2 separate regions of the Homo sapiens genome follow, and region 2 is linked to region 1. Evidence: read pairs that join two places in POLR2A ChIA-PET (ENCODE). Cell type or tissue: OCI-LY7. All regions are shown on one strand.

Region 1 (8,000 bases):
GGTGGTCTTAAACTCCTGGGCTCAAGCGATCCTCCCGCCTTGGCCTCCCAAAGCGCTGGGATTACAGCCATGAGCCACCAAACCCAGCTGAATACTTTTATTTCTAAACCTAAAGTAGCATGCAGCACTGGAATTCTGGAAGCCCTCAAGCAGGATTACAGACCCCAGGCCCTGCTGGAGCTGGTCAGCCACTACTCTCCTAAGTCACTCTTCCTTAGGGCTGCTGGCCCTGGGGTGGGGAGGGGACCATGCCCTGTGTTTACTGCCTCTGTCCCTGTCCACCGCTGCTGCTCTGTGGTTTACAGAGACAAGCGTCATTGCAGGGCCCACGTCATCGCGCCTTCCCCATCTCCACCTTGCTGCGCTCCTGCCTCACACTCACACGTGGTACCCTCGCCCGACCTGACCCGTACTTCCTGCCCCATGCTCCTCTTTTCCTCAGCCACTTCCTCCCACTTCACCCCGCACAGAGGCCTTCCCTGCCTCTAGACTCTTTAAGGCCTCTCTGGTGTCCTCTTTCCTGGCTCTTTTGTTTTTCTTTATGCTGTTAAACCAGGTTTAGCCTCCGTACATACTTAAGTTCAGCCTAAAGGGTTCTCTGTAAGTCGTGAACACTAACAAGTGGAGGTGTAAGCAGATTGGCCTACACCTGTGCCAATCACTGAGTTTTGGCCAATCAAATGCAGCCAACTGTTCGAACTGTATCCAAATAGGCAAATGCCGAGCTGTAAACAATGCAGCTGCATCCCTACCTCACTTCTGTTTTCCGTACTTCACTCTCCTTTTTCTGTCCATAAATATGCTTCCATCACGTAGCTGGAGTCTCTAAGCCTACCCTGGCTCAGAAGGCTGCCTGATTCGCATCGCAAATCATTCATTGCTCAATTAAACTCCTTTAAATTTAATTTGGCTGAAGTTTTTTTTTTTTTTTTTACCAATGCCATTTACCATAATTAGCAATTCATCCAGTCAATAACTATTTCTGGAAAGCTAAGGGTGTGCCAGGCACTGTGCCTGGGGCTGGGGTAGGCCAGGGATGCCCTCCAAGCATTCGTTATTCGGACCCCGTATTAGAAAGTTGGTAGAGAAGCAAAAGTGGTCAGACTGCCTTGAAAATATTTGCCACAAACGCACCATTTAAAGGCTGCACCCTCACTGAACACCTGCCCTGTTTAGCCTGAGCATCTCTCTGCCTCTAACCATTGTGTCCACGCCCTTGGCAATCAGTTTTTCTGATTGTCAAATTTTCCACAACACAATACAAATATAACACCAATGGATGGCAAAGGGAAATTTTCAATCTTGGAAACGCTGTAAGGTTTCATGGAATTGATTAACATTATGTGGGGGACTACTCAAATTATACACAAAGCTACTGACAAAGGAGGTTCTGGAAAAATGAGACTAAGTAACAATAGGGTATGAGACTGTCAACAACTAGTCCTTTGTTTCCTTACTTAGGGGGATAAAAGAAAAAACAAACAAACAGAAACAAACCAGCCCTGACAAAACAAATAATTTAATTCAAAGGATGATGAAGAGCTCTTGGGAAAATTAAAGGCCATACATATTTTTGTAAAAATGACTCTTTTGCTGAACACATGATGTATTAAGTCAAACATGAAGTTAAAAATGTTGCGTTCTGCTATCATAAAACATAGTCAGAAAATGTATAAGAACTCTACTGCCACCATTAATGTTGACTTACTATTATTTTAAGAATTTGGGCATAGTTGCAATTTTGCCTAATTTACCTTTTCAAAATACAAGGTAAAATGGACCAATGTTCATAATTTTTAATTGATCAAGATAGACTCTAAATCAAACCCTACTTCTCACTATTTACTTTGTATTTTGGTTTAACAGGATATGCTGTGCATGACTTTGTACTGTTTATCTCCTGATAAGGAGAACTTCCTGCTGTGTTAATTTGCATAATTACCTTTGTGCTGACCCTCCCCCTCACTGAAATGTGAGGTCTGTGAAGGCACCATCCTCTCAGTCAGGATCCCAGCAGGAAACAGATGGCCTCTCGCCATAGGAGAGTTCAAGGGCCCTCATGTTGGAACCCTGTGATAAAGGTGGCAAACCGCCTTAAGTCTGGTACCTGGGATTTAGCCATGAGGCAGGATTCTTCCTAGCAGACCTGGGCTTTCCCCACCTAAATATGTCAAGCAGCACTTAGTAGGTCTCTGTCTCATGTCTGGGGTGCCTGTGACCAAGGACCCATTGCCATAGACAATTATGGGTCAAAATACTGTTACCTGCGATCCCTCGCTCCTTGGGGCATTGAGACCTGCCTTGTCTCTGATGGTTAAGAGCCGCCCCTACTCTGGTGCTTAGAGTGGCGCTGCCTCCAGCCCACAGAGGACGGCCCACAGAGCTGGTGAAGGACTCACCAATGCATTTCCTCTCTTCCTCCGGGCCCCTTGGGGAAGAAGCATATTAGGGAAGGTCTGAGTCAGTTGCAAATAGTAGGCACCTTTCTACATTTCTATTTCCTTGAGTCTTTGAGCTCTGTTCTCTAGAGCGTGCCAGGATTTCAAGCTTTTCAATCTCATTAACTTTGTCCAATTAGCCAACCTGGAGGATTATTAACCACTTTCTCAGGGGTTGAGCCAACATATTAAACCCTGAAACCCAGCCTAATCCAGGCTCGCTCTCTTCCATGTGGGGCAGGCACTGTCAGACTCCACCCCACACTTGCTCCCAGGCTCTAGCTGCTACCTGCTAGAGTGGACCTGCAGCTCCATGTTGAGGCAATCTCCTCCCAGGGGGGTCTTGGGCCCTCCTCACCCTGCCTCTGATGGTCTCAACTGTTTTCTGGGACTGGAGGCAATGAGAGGTGTGATGTGGGTCCTGGGGAAGTGGCATCAGCTCAGGAGGCAACTTCCCCAGGTGCAGTCATTGCAAGGCTTTTTAATAGAGGAGTGTTGGGTTCCATGGGGGATGGGAGGTGAAAGGAGGAGAGAGGAGGGGAGAAAGAGAAGGGAGAGCAAAGGGGAGCTGCCTCTGTAGACAACAGGGGTTCAGGGGAATTGGCAGCTCCAAATTTCCAGCCTCTCTTTCTTCTCTGCCCAAATCTCTCCATGTGTCTTTCCCCATGGACACCTTGTATTAGTCTGTTCTTGTACTGCTGTAAAGAACTACCTGAGACTGGGTAATTTATAAAGAAAAGAGGTTTAATTGACTCAGGGATCTGCAGGCTGTATAGGAAGCATGGCTGGGAAGGCCTCAGGAAACTTACAATCATGGCGCAAGGCGACAGGGAAGCAGGCACCTCTTACAAGATCAGGGCAGGAGGAAGAGAGAGAAGGAGGAGGTGCCACACACTTTGAAACCAGATCTCGTGAGAATTCTATCACGAGAAGAGCAAGGTGGAAATCCACCCCCATGATCCAGTCACCTCCCACCAGGCCCCACCTCCAATACTTGGGATTACAATTGAACATGAGATTTGGGTGGGGACATATCACACCCTTTCCTGGTAAGAGATCAGGCAGGGTTGAGCATTTAATCGGAACCTCAGTGCTGCTCCTTATAATCAGGCCCATGCTTGGCCCTTGGCACAGATGTCCTGGGACCAGAGAGATGAGGGATCCCTTCAAAGCTGCCCTGGAAGCCGCTGGGTCTCTGCACCTGTTCTTAATTGTATGCTTGTGGTTTTACATTTCTCCTTTTCCCTGGGCAGGTGCCCTAGGGGGATGGTGACTGTGGCTCTGTGATCTCTAGTTGCCATAGTGACTGAGCACCACACGGACCTCCACGCTCTGCCTGCTGCCTGCACTTCCGCCCGTGCTATCCCTGAAGAGAGTTTCAGGAGCGGCGCCTGCTGTGGTGACTTGTGCCCCATTACTGACCAGCAAGGAAGTGACCTACACTTGCGGGTGACCCAGAGTCCAGTGCTAGGAGGTAACAGCAGCCCATTTGCCATTGTGAGCACCCCTGGGAGTCCCATCAGAATCAGAGGCTCCACACCCCTCCCTCAGTGCATGAACCATCCCTGTGTGGCCTGCTCCTAAGACCTTGACCACATTTCCACCACAGTCCTGTGGAAGCTGGCACACGGTAAGGGTTCCTGGAAGGCAAGTGATAGTCTCTGCAGCTCCCCAGTGAACCCGGGGCACTCCAGCCCTGCCCTCACACCCCACGTCACCTGGGGAAATGATACGGTTTTCGCCCACAGCTGAATCTTTGTAGCGAGAACTTCCTACTCAGAGCTCTTAGTGAGCCCCTGGACAAAACCCAAAATGCTCAGGAGCCATGATCAAGGGTGGGGGCCAGGAGGGAAGTGGAGAACTGGGGCTGCTTTGGGGAGGGGCCACTGCTCGGCAGAGCCTCAGATCACAAGGGGGAATTTCTGTGGATGAAGAGCCTGCAATTTGATTCTTCATCACATTGTAGGAAGAAAAAAAAAAAACACGTGTATACAAATGGCATAGACACACACACATAGATACATATACACACACACATCTGTAGTTATGAAGTCGCAGGATCATCTTCCTGTCATATAGGAGTCTTGCCTTTGAGGAAACCTGACCTGAACACCTGACTGCCAACCTCCCAGGGCCATTCTTTGTATTGGATCTGTAGTGGCATTCCTCCACAAAGCCACTTCCCCAAGAGAAATGATTCTCAGGTTGAGCTGCATCAGAATCACCTGGAGAACCTGTCCAATCACAGATGGCTGGGCCCCATCCCAAATTTCGGATCCACGCCTGAGCATGTGCATTTGCAGCAAGTTTCCAGTGGGGACAGGTGCTGCTAGTCCAGGGGCCACATTTTGAGAACCATCAGCTTTCACGGCTCAGTGTAACAGTCGTCCAGTTCAAAGACTGGTAACTTCCAGGTTACATCAGCGTCACAGTTAGCTAGCTCTGTGATCTCTGCGTGTTGTATAATTTCTTCATTGCAAATCTCACATGTTGCCTTGAGGATTGCATGAGGGAGTGCAGGGAACGAACTTCGTTTGACACCTCCACGTGGGAAGCCCCTACCTGGTAGTTATTGGTGCTGCATGGTTAAATCCACTCAGTTTCATTTTATCCACTTGCAATCCAGAACACAGCTGCTGCGTAAGATAAATTTATTTGAAAACAATTTTCTAGAACTTGGATTTGTAAGAGTATGTAAAACAGAGTGTGGAAGGCCAGGTTTCACTAACGCAGGCCTCCATAACAACTGCTTCAGTACTGACCGAGTAGTTAAGTTAAATATTAAAAGCTAAGAAAAGCCAGTGCCCCTATACAAAGGCTGAAATGTAACAAAAGCCCACCAAGGGTTTTGCCCAGGCCTTTCCTGGGCCTTAACGCATGACAAAATAATGAAAGAATTCTTAACAGGACCCATTTAGGATTAAACAAGTTTTACTGGGGTTAAAAAACTCCCCAGGCTTCCACAAACAAGTTTATTGGAAGTCTGAAGGAACTCCCCAGACCTCCAAGATTTAGCAGAAGTCAAGATAAGGGTAATCACCCCAGCACCTGGACTCATTTAGATAAGTAAATTTACTGAGGCTGCAGAGGAAGGTCTTCAGGACTCAGACATTAGTTACAGATTAAAATAAGTTAATCACTTAAGTCTTCAGATGAATGCACACTTACATGTAGACATAGAGCTTAGAAGGTATACAAGCTCTGGAAAACTTTGTAATTTTGAGTTGGTCTAGTGATAATTTCCAGGCCTTCTCCCTGTAACTGGTTTCAGAAATAAAAACTCTCCTCCTCCCCAGTTCATCTGCATCTCATTATTGGGCCACAAGAAATAGCTGCCCGACACTCAGCCTGGTCCGGGAACAAGAGTACACTGCATTCCCGGATTTTACTGCTTTTTGCAAATACAATAAAAAGGAGTGCCCACAAAATTAGAAACTTTGACAGATTAGAGGCTATATTAATATCATAAAGAGTGTTATAACTAGGTTATATTAGTTTTACCACCACAATAAAAACAACTATTGAAATAGAATGATACACAACTAAACTCTGGGGATTATTTTATTCACTTTTAATATGACCACAGTTTATGGAATGGGGACTATGATCAAACACTGCGTATGGAGTCAGGCTTGGGCAGGAGTGGGGGTGGCTATGTGGAAGGAGCATGGAGTAGTAAACTCATGTTGCATCCCTGCAACGTCATGGCAAGATATGTATGTGAGTAAATAATAATACAGCAGCCAGGTGTGGTGGCTCATGCCTGTAATCCCAGCACTTTGGGAGGCCAAGTTGGGTGGATCAGGAGGTCAGGAGATTGAGACCATCCTGGCTAACATGGTGAAACCCCGTCTCTACTAAAAATACAAAAAATTAGCCGGGTGTGGTGGTGGGTGCCTGTAGTCCCAGCTACTCGGGAGGCTGAGGCAGGAGAATGGTGTGAACCTGGGAGGCGGAGCTTGCAGTAAGCGGAGATCATGCCACTGCACTCCAGCCTGGGCAACAGAGTGAGACTCCATCTTTAATAATAATAATAATAATAATAATAATAATAATACAGCGCAGAATGAAGAGAGGTATGTGGAAGAGGGACTGGAAGGGGGTTGGTGGCTAAGGGACGGAGGAACCAACCTGAGCTCATGTAATTACAACCCTAGACTGCCTGTGCCACTTCGAAATCTGGCTCCTGTGTTGTGCGAACATGGTAAGAGTGTCGCTTTCAACCAACGCCCCAAAATGTAGACAACTCAGAAATTAACAGAATCATCCAAATACCCTAACCATCATAAAGATATATGTAAAGTGCTCTATCAGTTGCCATTGGCTATGGGTTCAGGGAACACTGGCCTCTCTGTGCCTCACCCGGTGGGTGTGACAAGAGCTGGCCCTCCGTGGGGCCCACGGGAAGCCCTTGGGCATTGGTACCAGTAGCCTAATATCCCAATCTAATTAAAAAATTAAAAACATGTTATATCAGCTTTCTTGAAGTATATTTTGTAGACAGTAAAACATCCATTTTAAGTGAACAGTTCAATGAGTTTGGACAAATGTAGGCAACCATGTGACCACCTAATATGGTTTGGCTGTGTCCCCACCCAAATCTCATCTTGAATTGTAGCTCCCATAATTCCCACATGTTGGGGAGGGACCTGGTGGGAGATAAGTGAATTGTGGGGGCAGTTTTCCCCATACTGTTCTCGTGGTAGTGAATGAGGCTTGCAAGATCTGATGATTTTTATAAGGGGCTTCTGCTTTCGCTTGGCTCTCATTCTCTGTCTTGCCTGCTGCCATGTATGATGTGCCTTTCGTCTTCTGCCATAATTATAAGGCCTCCCCAGCCATGTGGAACTGTGAGTCCATTAAACCTCTTTCCTTTATAAATTGTCCAGTCTCAGGTATGTCTTTATTAGCAGCGTGAGAACAGACTAATATACCACCCTACAATCAGCACACAGATTCCCGTCAGCCTGAAAATATCTTCGTGCCCATTTGCAATCCATTCCCCTACTCCCAGCATTAAGCGTCTGATGTGCTGCTTTCTGTCACCACAGATTGGATTTGTCTCTAAATAGTTGTATATAAATTGAATCATGCAGTACATCCTCTTTTGCTTCTGGTTTCTTTATGCTACTATAAGTGATGTTTTTATTTTACTTACTGATTGTTCACTGCTAACATAACATTTGTATTCCGCCTCTGTCCCCCTCTCTGCTGTCTTCTCTTCACCTCACGTATTGGCAGAGGAGGTGTTACGTGTTCACTGGCTTATTAGTCCATTGCTCACCACCTTCCACTGAAATATAAGCTCTTTGAGAGTGAGCTTGTATCTGATCCACTGCTGCTTTCCCAGCAGTGTTAATGGCACCCAAACATTCCCTCATAAATGTCTGTTGAGTGGATGACTGAGGCGCCGGACTCCACACTTGAGGGCTGAGGTGAGGAAGGACGAACTCTTCCCAGTGCTGAGCCTGAGGAGGGAGTGTGGGCTGAGGAGGGGGCGTGGGCTGAGGAGGGAGCGTGGGCTGTGGAAGGGCAGACAAGACGGTGAGCTCATGGGTCTCA
Region 2 (8,000 bases), 540 kb after region 1:
GAATGGAGATCTGCAAAGTTAAGATTTTTGCTTTGGACGGAGCATCTAGCTGAAGAATAAAGGATGCAATATTAGCTTTCTATGGCTGTGGAAACAAATGACCCTGAACAGTTTAAAACAGCACAGATTGGTGATGCCATCGTGAAGGAGGCCAGGTGTCCGGCCAGGCCCAAATCCAGGAGCTGTCAGGGCTGCCTGCCTTAGCGGCAGTCACAGGGGAGTCTGTTCGTTGCTTTTGGGGTTGTTGGTAGAATTTCATTCCATGGGATTACGGGACTGAGTTCCATTTTCTTGTGGCTGTCAGTGGAGGGCCATTTCCGGCTCCTTGAGGCACCCCATTTTTTGGCTCAGGGTGCCTTCCTCCACGTCCACACCCGCAGGGATGCCTGCAGTCCTCACGTCACATGCCCTGGCCCCTCTTCTCCCGTGCTCCCCCACTCTTCAGGACTCAGGTGTTTCCACTGGGCTCTTCGGAAGGACCCAGGGTCATCTCCCCATCTTGAGGTCCTCTCCCTGTCGCACCTGCCAAGTCTCCTGTGCCCTGTAGGGTCTCACAGTCACAAGTTCCAGGGATTAGGGGGTGAACATCTTTGGGGGCCGCTGTTCTGTCTCCCAAATGGACAGGGTGGGATGAGGCATCCTTAGAGATGGAGTCCAGTTAGAGGCTGCTGTGGCGGCCCCAGCAAGAGACAGTAAAGATGGCTTTGTGCTGCACACAATCTTCAGGGCTGTTTGAGTGTGGGGCAGGGGAGCCCACGCCCAGGATTAGAATGAGGCGCCCTGGGCCCTTCTCTCACTCCTCTTTCCTTTATGCCTTGCGGATACTCCCAGAAGGAGAAATGCAAAGCACAGCAAACTATTTATGTTAAATAGACTGCAAGGTTTGATGGCATCTGGTTGTCGACCACCAATGCTGAGGTTCCTCTTTGAGGGGTAGGTTGAGGCCAGAGAAGGGGCAGGAAGGGCAGGGGGTAAAGAGAGTTTGGGGTCCTGCTCTCCATTTTGAAAGCACATTGTATGCCAAGTGGAAAGCTAAGCAGTTTTCTGTGAAAATATGTGAATAAATGAGCAGGTACACACATACATACACACATGCACACTGATGCAGACATGCGCACACATACACACAGGCACACGTGCTCACATGCACACTTCCGCACACGCTCAAATACACATGCACATGCACACATTCACACTCACATGCACACACATGCTCATACATGCACACATGAGCACACATGCTCATATGCACACATGCGCATACACGCACACTCACATGCACTCATATATGCTCACATAGACACATGCTCACATGCATATATGCACACACACATGCTCACACAGTCACATGCACACGCACGTGCACATTAAGGCTTTGGTGGAAAGAGTGGCCCTCTAATAACTTGTTTTTTAATAGCTGGAGTTCCACATGAAGGAGAAGAGAGAGGACCTCCAGATTAGCTGGTCTTTCATCAGTGTGCCGGAAATGGCCGTTAATATCCAGCCCAAAGCACTGGGGGAGGTCAGTCCGTAAGTTTTTATGATTCTTCCATTGGCGTGAGAACGCACGTGTGTTAGGACAGTCTGCGGTGGGGAACTGAGTGCATGGCTGGTGTTGCTGGCCTCCTTCCCTGTCCCAGCCACTCCTCCTGGGGCTGGCTTGGGCCTCTCAGGATGTGGATGGGCCCTTTGGCTTGGCAGGGCCTGCTGGGGGATGGCTTTGATGGATTGGATGCAGGGCTCCCACCTGAGCTGCACCTGCAGTCACCTGGCCATTTAAAAAAAAAACCCTGAAGCCTTCCCTGCCCCACCCAAGATGCAGGTTTAATTGGCTGGGGATGATTTTAGCACTCATATGCAGCCAAGGCTAATGACACCGTAGGTACCTGCTTGACGCTCCACCATGTCTGACGATCAGGCCCTCTCTCCCACGGTGAGGGTGCTGCACTCGTAACTTGGGCTGAGTCCGAAGGCTGCTTCCAAGGGCAGGGCGTCCTTTCTTTCCACAGTTTTTGCAAAGACAGAGCTAAAATCTGAAGGTAATTTCCTTCCTTCCTACTTTGCATGGTTTTAGTCACCTGAAGACGTGAGATTGGGAGCAGGGAGTGGGCTTGCAAAGGCGATTTGTCAACTTTCTCCTCTTTCACCAGGACCAGGTGGCTGAGACAAGTGCGATGTCTGACGTTCTCAAGGACATCTTGAAGCATTTGGCTGGTTCTGCCTCTCCATCAGTGGTTCTGATTACCAAGCCCACGACTGTAAAGGAAGCTCAGGTAAACTCATCTGGGTGCTGTGGGTGCATCTGAACCCCGTTAGGCACCATGGCCCACCTCTCTTGGAGAATCTGTGTGCGTTCCAGCGTTCCTCCACCTCCCATGGTAGAGCCAAGATGGCTCGGGTGCTTGCTGGAGATCATGATGGTGGATGTGGGATAAAGCCTTGGGTTTGGAGCATGGGGCTGCAAAGCTTCATGAAGTGGAAGGAAAACCTGACATTTCCCTGTCCATTCAGAGCCCTAGACCTCATCTTTCCAGGACCAAGGTACCTGGGAAAGCAGCCAGTGTTGAGAACATTGCCCCAGAAGCAAGCAGAGCCAGGTGGGTGGGATAGACAGAGATGGTTTAGCCTGGGCTAGGGCCGGCCTGCTGCCCTGGTCCTGCCTGCAACAGCTCCTGCCTCTTGGAGGTCTGTGTCCTTTGGAGGCACACGATAAAGGAGGCTAGTCTCATCTGTGCGACCCCCTTTTCCATATCACCTGCCTCCCTCCTCATGCTGGAGCCCCCCTATTCCATCTGATTAGGGCGCTACTCACTTTTCTGGTTAAATTCTTAACCAGAGCATTTGCCCTGGTCAACCTCATGGGCCTAAATAACACATCAGTAATCCTTTGTTTAAGGTGAGTTCTCTCAGTCATACGCTGATCTTTTTATCATGATTACGTACAACAGGCACTTATAGTCCCTGAAGTTTAAAAAATATATTTTTTTGGCAGTGGTTTTATGTAGCATGATAAAATACATCTTTATTATAATGTCCATCTTTATTATCTAGCTCTTGGTGAAGTCAGTTTGAAAATACAAATTCCTGTGTGATGTCTGTCCTTGGTCTGCAGATGTCACCAGCTGTCAGTAGGTAGAGTCTGAAGACTTTGTTTCACTGGACAGATATCAGTTGATGGCAGTGTTTGCTGCTAAGCCCTGGCTATGGGGGTCACAAGAGTATAAGGAAGCACCATCACCCTCCCGAAGCCTGCAGTATGCAGAAGGGGCACCGGGCCAGCAGAGCAGAGCAGGAGGGGTGTGGATGTCTGGGGGGCTTCCCAGGGGCCTGAGGCCTGGGGGCACTCAGCCTCTCCAAATGGAGGGGACCAGGCCATGCCTCTTGGGAGGTGAGAGGAGAGTCCCAGCGCTGTCCCTTTCAGTATTTCTGTCACAGTAGCTTATTTCACATCAGAGGTGACTGTTCTGAATGTGACAATCAACTTTTAATGTCAAAATGTATGCGGCTTCATAAAACAGTCGTATATTTTTGGAATCCATGAATTTAATAGGACCCAGACGATCATAACTTCAATCATGCTTTTCCATAAATTTGTACAGTTTATTTAATCAAAATAGCATATATGTATATTATATTGGTCAGGATTTTCCAGAGAAACAGAACCAATGGGAGTGTGTGTGTGTGTGTGTGTGTGTGTGTGTGTGTGTGTGTGTAATCAGCTCACACAGTTATGAAGGCTGGTACGTCCTGAGATCTGCATTTGGTAAGCTGCAGCCCCGGGAGAGTCTGTGGGGTAATTCTAGTTCGAGTCTGAAGCCCTGAGACCTAAAAGAGCCCGTGACGTACATTCCAGTCCAAAGGCCACTGGGCTCAAGACCCATGAAGAGTCACTGTTTCAGTCCAAGTCTGAAGGCAGGAAAAGGCCCCTTTCCCGGCTCAAGCAGTGAAGGAGTTTCCTTTTACTCAGCCTTTCTGTTCCATTGCGCCTCCAACGGACTGGATGAGGCCCACCCACGAGAGGGAGGAAAATCTGCATCATTGGGTGTGCCAAGTTCAATGTTAATCTCATCCAGAAACACAGTCAGTCACACCCAGAATCATGTTGGACCAGATATCTGGGCACCCCATGGCCCAGTCAAGTCGACACATACAGTTAACCATCACCCTCAGCAATTGAAAAAAAAGATTTCATCTCTGTCCCAGACAAGTAGATTGCTCTGTCCCCAGTGCTCATGTCCTTGGATTTCAGGGATTTCGGCAATTCCTTCTTGGGCTCCAGCACCCTCAGCTCACGTTTGGGAAGTGCCTGGCTCAGAACAGTGTTTTCTAGGTGGGAAAGAACACCTGTGTCTCTTGAGACATTAGTGAGCATTCCCCCGAAGAAGTGCTCAGTCAAATCAGTGCTCAGTCAAATCAGCACCCAGTTTTCAGCTCTGCCTGAAAACTTCTCACAGCATGGGGGCTGGCGCCACCTCCGAGAAGCCCGTCTGGGTCCCTGAATGCTTGCAACGAACAGAGCCTCTTTAACCCGCACGTTGTGCACATGTACCCTAAAACTTAAAGTATAATTAGAAAAGGAAAGAAAAAGAACTTAAAACAAACAAACGAACAAAATAAATAAAATAAAAGAACACTCTTGGCCAGGCGTGGTGGCTCATGCCTGTAATCCCAGCACTTTGGGAGGCTGAGGCGTGCGGATCACCTGAAGTGGAGATTTCGAGACCAGCCTGGCCAACATGGTGAAACCCTGTCTCTACTAAAAATACAAAAAGAATTAGCCGGGTGTGGTGGCGGGCACCTGTAATCCCAGCTACTCAGGAGGCTCAGGCAGGAGAATCGCTTGCACCCAGGAGGCAGAGGTTGCAGTGAACTGAGATCGCACCACTGCACTCTAGCCCGGACAACAGAGCGAGACTCTGTCTCAAAAAAAAAAAAGAACACTCTTGGCAGTGAGTGACAGGTGGAACCCGGTTTGGGAAATGCTGGTTTGAAGCTGGGCTCTTCCAGATTTGGGGGTGCTTTCTGTTGGAAACGCCCTGGTGTCTGTTGGAGGATGTGATGTGGTGTCTATTGGAGGATGTGATGTGGTAGAAGCTGGTCCCAGCTGCCCCTGCCTCTGTCCCCTCACCTGTGCAGTGCTAGGGTATGCATAGACTTTCCTCATGTGGACGTTGGACTCTGTGTGGAGGTGGGAAATGGGTGTGGGCTGACAGCCCTGGCTGTTCCCATCTGTCTGGTGTCCTGCTCTGTACTAGCAGGCCATGAGTGCCCGCAGCCAGCGGAAGAGGTCCTCATGCTCTTAAGCACCTGCCCGGGTCAGATAGTTTAGACCCATGGCAAAGTGAGCTCCATCTTCCCCCGTGGTAAGTAAGTTGTGGGAACCCTGTCTGTGGATGAATGCACTGCTACTTGTACTTGCTGTATTTGGGGTAGAAAATGCTCCCAGGCAGGAGGATGGCGATGGCTCATTGGCTCCCTCCCTTCATGTGAGAAGGGAAATTGTTTCAGAGCAGATCCCAGAGCTCGGGCTCCCTGTGCAGGTTTTCCTGTAGACACCCCACTGCCACCACCCCCCATAACAGGAGTCCAGTGGCTACTTCCTTGGCCCTCAATCTCCCCATGAAGACCAAAAATAAAGTGCTCTTTATTTTTTCAGAACTTACAGTGTGCTGCATCTACTGCTCAGGAATCCTGTCCTCCTAAACCTCCAAGGGCTCACGAGCTGAAGCTACTGGTGAGGAACATCCACGTCTTGCTGCTCAGCGAGCCCGGTGCCTCAGGTGGGTGACGATGGGAGCCTGCCTGCCTGGAGGGGCTCTTCCAGCCCCTGAGCAGAGTCGGGGGCTCCGGGGGGCCTTGGATTCTCTGGTGGCATCCTCCCGTGGGGGTGCAGCGGGAGCCCTGCCACGGTTGCAGAAAGCACCTGAAAATGTAACGGGAACAAGAGATGGTAAAAAATCCAATCCTGTTTCTGCACGTGGGAAGGCCAAGGAGGGAAAGGAGTATAATTGGTTTGGCCTTTTTCATTTGTCTGGAATTGTCCTGCCTTTTTTATCTTTTCTTTCCTTTTTTTTTTTTTTTTTAACTGTTGAACCTGTATGTATGTGTTAAGCATCCTTGACCAAGGTGCAGCTTCTGCTTTCTTTTTTTTGAGATGGAGTTTCGCTCTTGTTGCCCAGGCTGAAGTGCAATGGCACGATCTCGGCTCACTACAACCTCCACCTCCTGGGTTCAAGCGATTCTCCTGCCTCAGCCTCCCTAGTAGCTGGGATTACAGGCGTGCACCACCACGCCTGGCTATTTTGTATTTTTAGTACAGACAGGGTTTCTCCATGTTGGTCAGGCTGGTCTTGAACTCCCTACCTCAGGTGATCCGCCCGCCTCAGCCTCCCAAAGTGCTGGAGATTCTGCTTTCTTAGAAAGTGGGTGAAGGGGGATGTAGGGAGTTGATGGGCATCAGATGGCTTCGGCCACACTCGGGACTCCGATGCTGGGAGACCATGGCTGCTGTTGGAGCCAAGACAAGCAACACAGAATGGATAACCCCTTCTGGGTGGTTCTGAATCACTGTTGAGGCCCCAGACACAGAGTCACTCGGGACAGGGCACCTCTTTACAGCGCGACTCCATTTTGCCAAGAACAGGAGCAAATTGTATTGCCCGAGTATGTTAAAGGTGACTTATCTTTATTTGCAAGGGGCTTCCTCCAGTTCCAAAAGCACAAATGGGCCACATCTAGCAACTGAGACTGTGCAGAGCTAGCTGTTGAGGATGTTTTTTGGTAAAAGTGCCCACATGTTGCCCTTTCAGCCTGTACTGCTTAGTGGCTAAACGTGAGCTCCCTGGACTCGGTCGGTCAGGGTTGGGGTCCCAGCTCTCACATGTACCTGTCCTGAGGCCAGGCCCCGTTCCTGCCTCTGCTGGATGTCCCCACGTCTGGGTCTGAGTCTTCTCTTGAAGAGTGACTGTGAAAGCTCAGTAGCGAATGCGTGGAGGCTGCTTCACCCTGCTGCTGCGTGGTCCAGCGTCCACACATTCCAGCAATTACTGATTCCACAGTGTATTGGGGACTTTGTGCTGCAGGGAGAAGCATTGTCTCAAAGCAGAAACAGCTGTTCACTAGTGACATGTCCTACTACCTGGATCAAATACCCTGGCTAGTATCAGGTACAGCACCTGTCTGGTGTAAGTCGGGAAATGGGAACTCTGTGAGGTATATTTCCAAATTTAGGAGTCAACACGAACTGATGTTTAGGCTTTGGCAAACTGTTAGTCTTGTCTAAAAGTGGGGACCATGCCTGTGTATATAATGGTGCTGCCTCTCGGGGAGGGTCCCCCTGGGAGCCCACGCTTGTGGCCAGCACTGACGGAGGGGGCGAGGTACTTGGGGTCAACAGCCCTTGGCTGTTGATATCAAATGTGGGAAAAAATTACTTAACTCCAATAAAGGCTGGTGCTATGAGCATTTGAAAATGGCAGATGCAAGAATTCCCACTCTCTGAAGTGGGTAAACCTCGACCTTAGTCATTTAATTTAGCCTTTTTTTTCTATGCATACAATGTCTTCATGCAATTTAAAAAATAAAAATAATGCTGGGCGCGGTAGCTCATGCCTGTAATCCCAGCACTTTGGGAGGCCGAGGCGGGTGGATCACGAGGTCAGGAGTTCGAGACCAGCCTGGCCAACATGGTGAAACCCCGTCTCTACTAAATATACAAAAATTAGCTGAGCGTGGAGGCGTGCGCCTGTAATCCCAGATACTCGGGAAGCTGAGGCAGGAGAATCGCTTGAACCTGGGAGGCGGAGGTTGCAGTGAGCCGAGATTGCGCCACTGCACTCCAGCCTGGGCGACAGAGCGAGACTCTGTCTCAAAAAAAAAAAAAAATAAATAAATAATAAAAATAAACGCCAACACGATGCCCTTCTATTTAATTACAGGCCACATTAATGCAGTGTGCGTCGTGCAGCTGAACGATCCTGTTCAGAGGTTCTCCAGCACCC

Evidence for each region. Peaks named below come from ENCODE experiments on the same cell type or tissue, not always from the same donor. Only the 100,000 strongest peaks of a DNase experiment are listed, where the experiment ranks them.
Region 2: POLR2A ChIA-PET joins it to region 1 with 20 read pairs; 2 of 35 experiments call an interaction of 5 or more read pairs at or near these places.

What each region holds. Positions count from the first base shown.
Region 1 is chr21:42,456,715-42,464,714 of GRCh38, reverse strand. No RefSeq gene overlaps it. Among named protein-coding and RNA genes, the nearest start is that of RSPH1, 36 kb to the left of the region's middle. RefSeq lists an enhancer at 327-838. In OCI-LY7, no CTCF peak of the experiment used is centred here; DNase peaks (open chromatin) are centred at 654, 1,964, 3,704, 4,154 and 1 weaker place; H3K4me3 peaks cover 4,324 bases; H3K27ac peaks cover 4,895 bases.
Region 2 is chr21:41,912,378-41,920,377 of GRCh38, reverse strand. C2CD2 (C2 calcium dependent domain containing 2) reads left to right here. Exons shown (of 14, transcript NM_015500.2): 4 at 1,418-1,522; 5 at 2,151-2,273; 6 at 5,657-5,780; 7 at 7,938-8,000. Among named protein-coding and RNA genes, the nearest start is that of SNORA91, 32 kb to the left of the region's middle. In OCI-LY7, CTCF peaks have their summits at 2,916 and 3,117 (motif pointing right); a DNase peak (open chromatin) is centred at 3,147.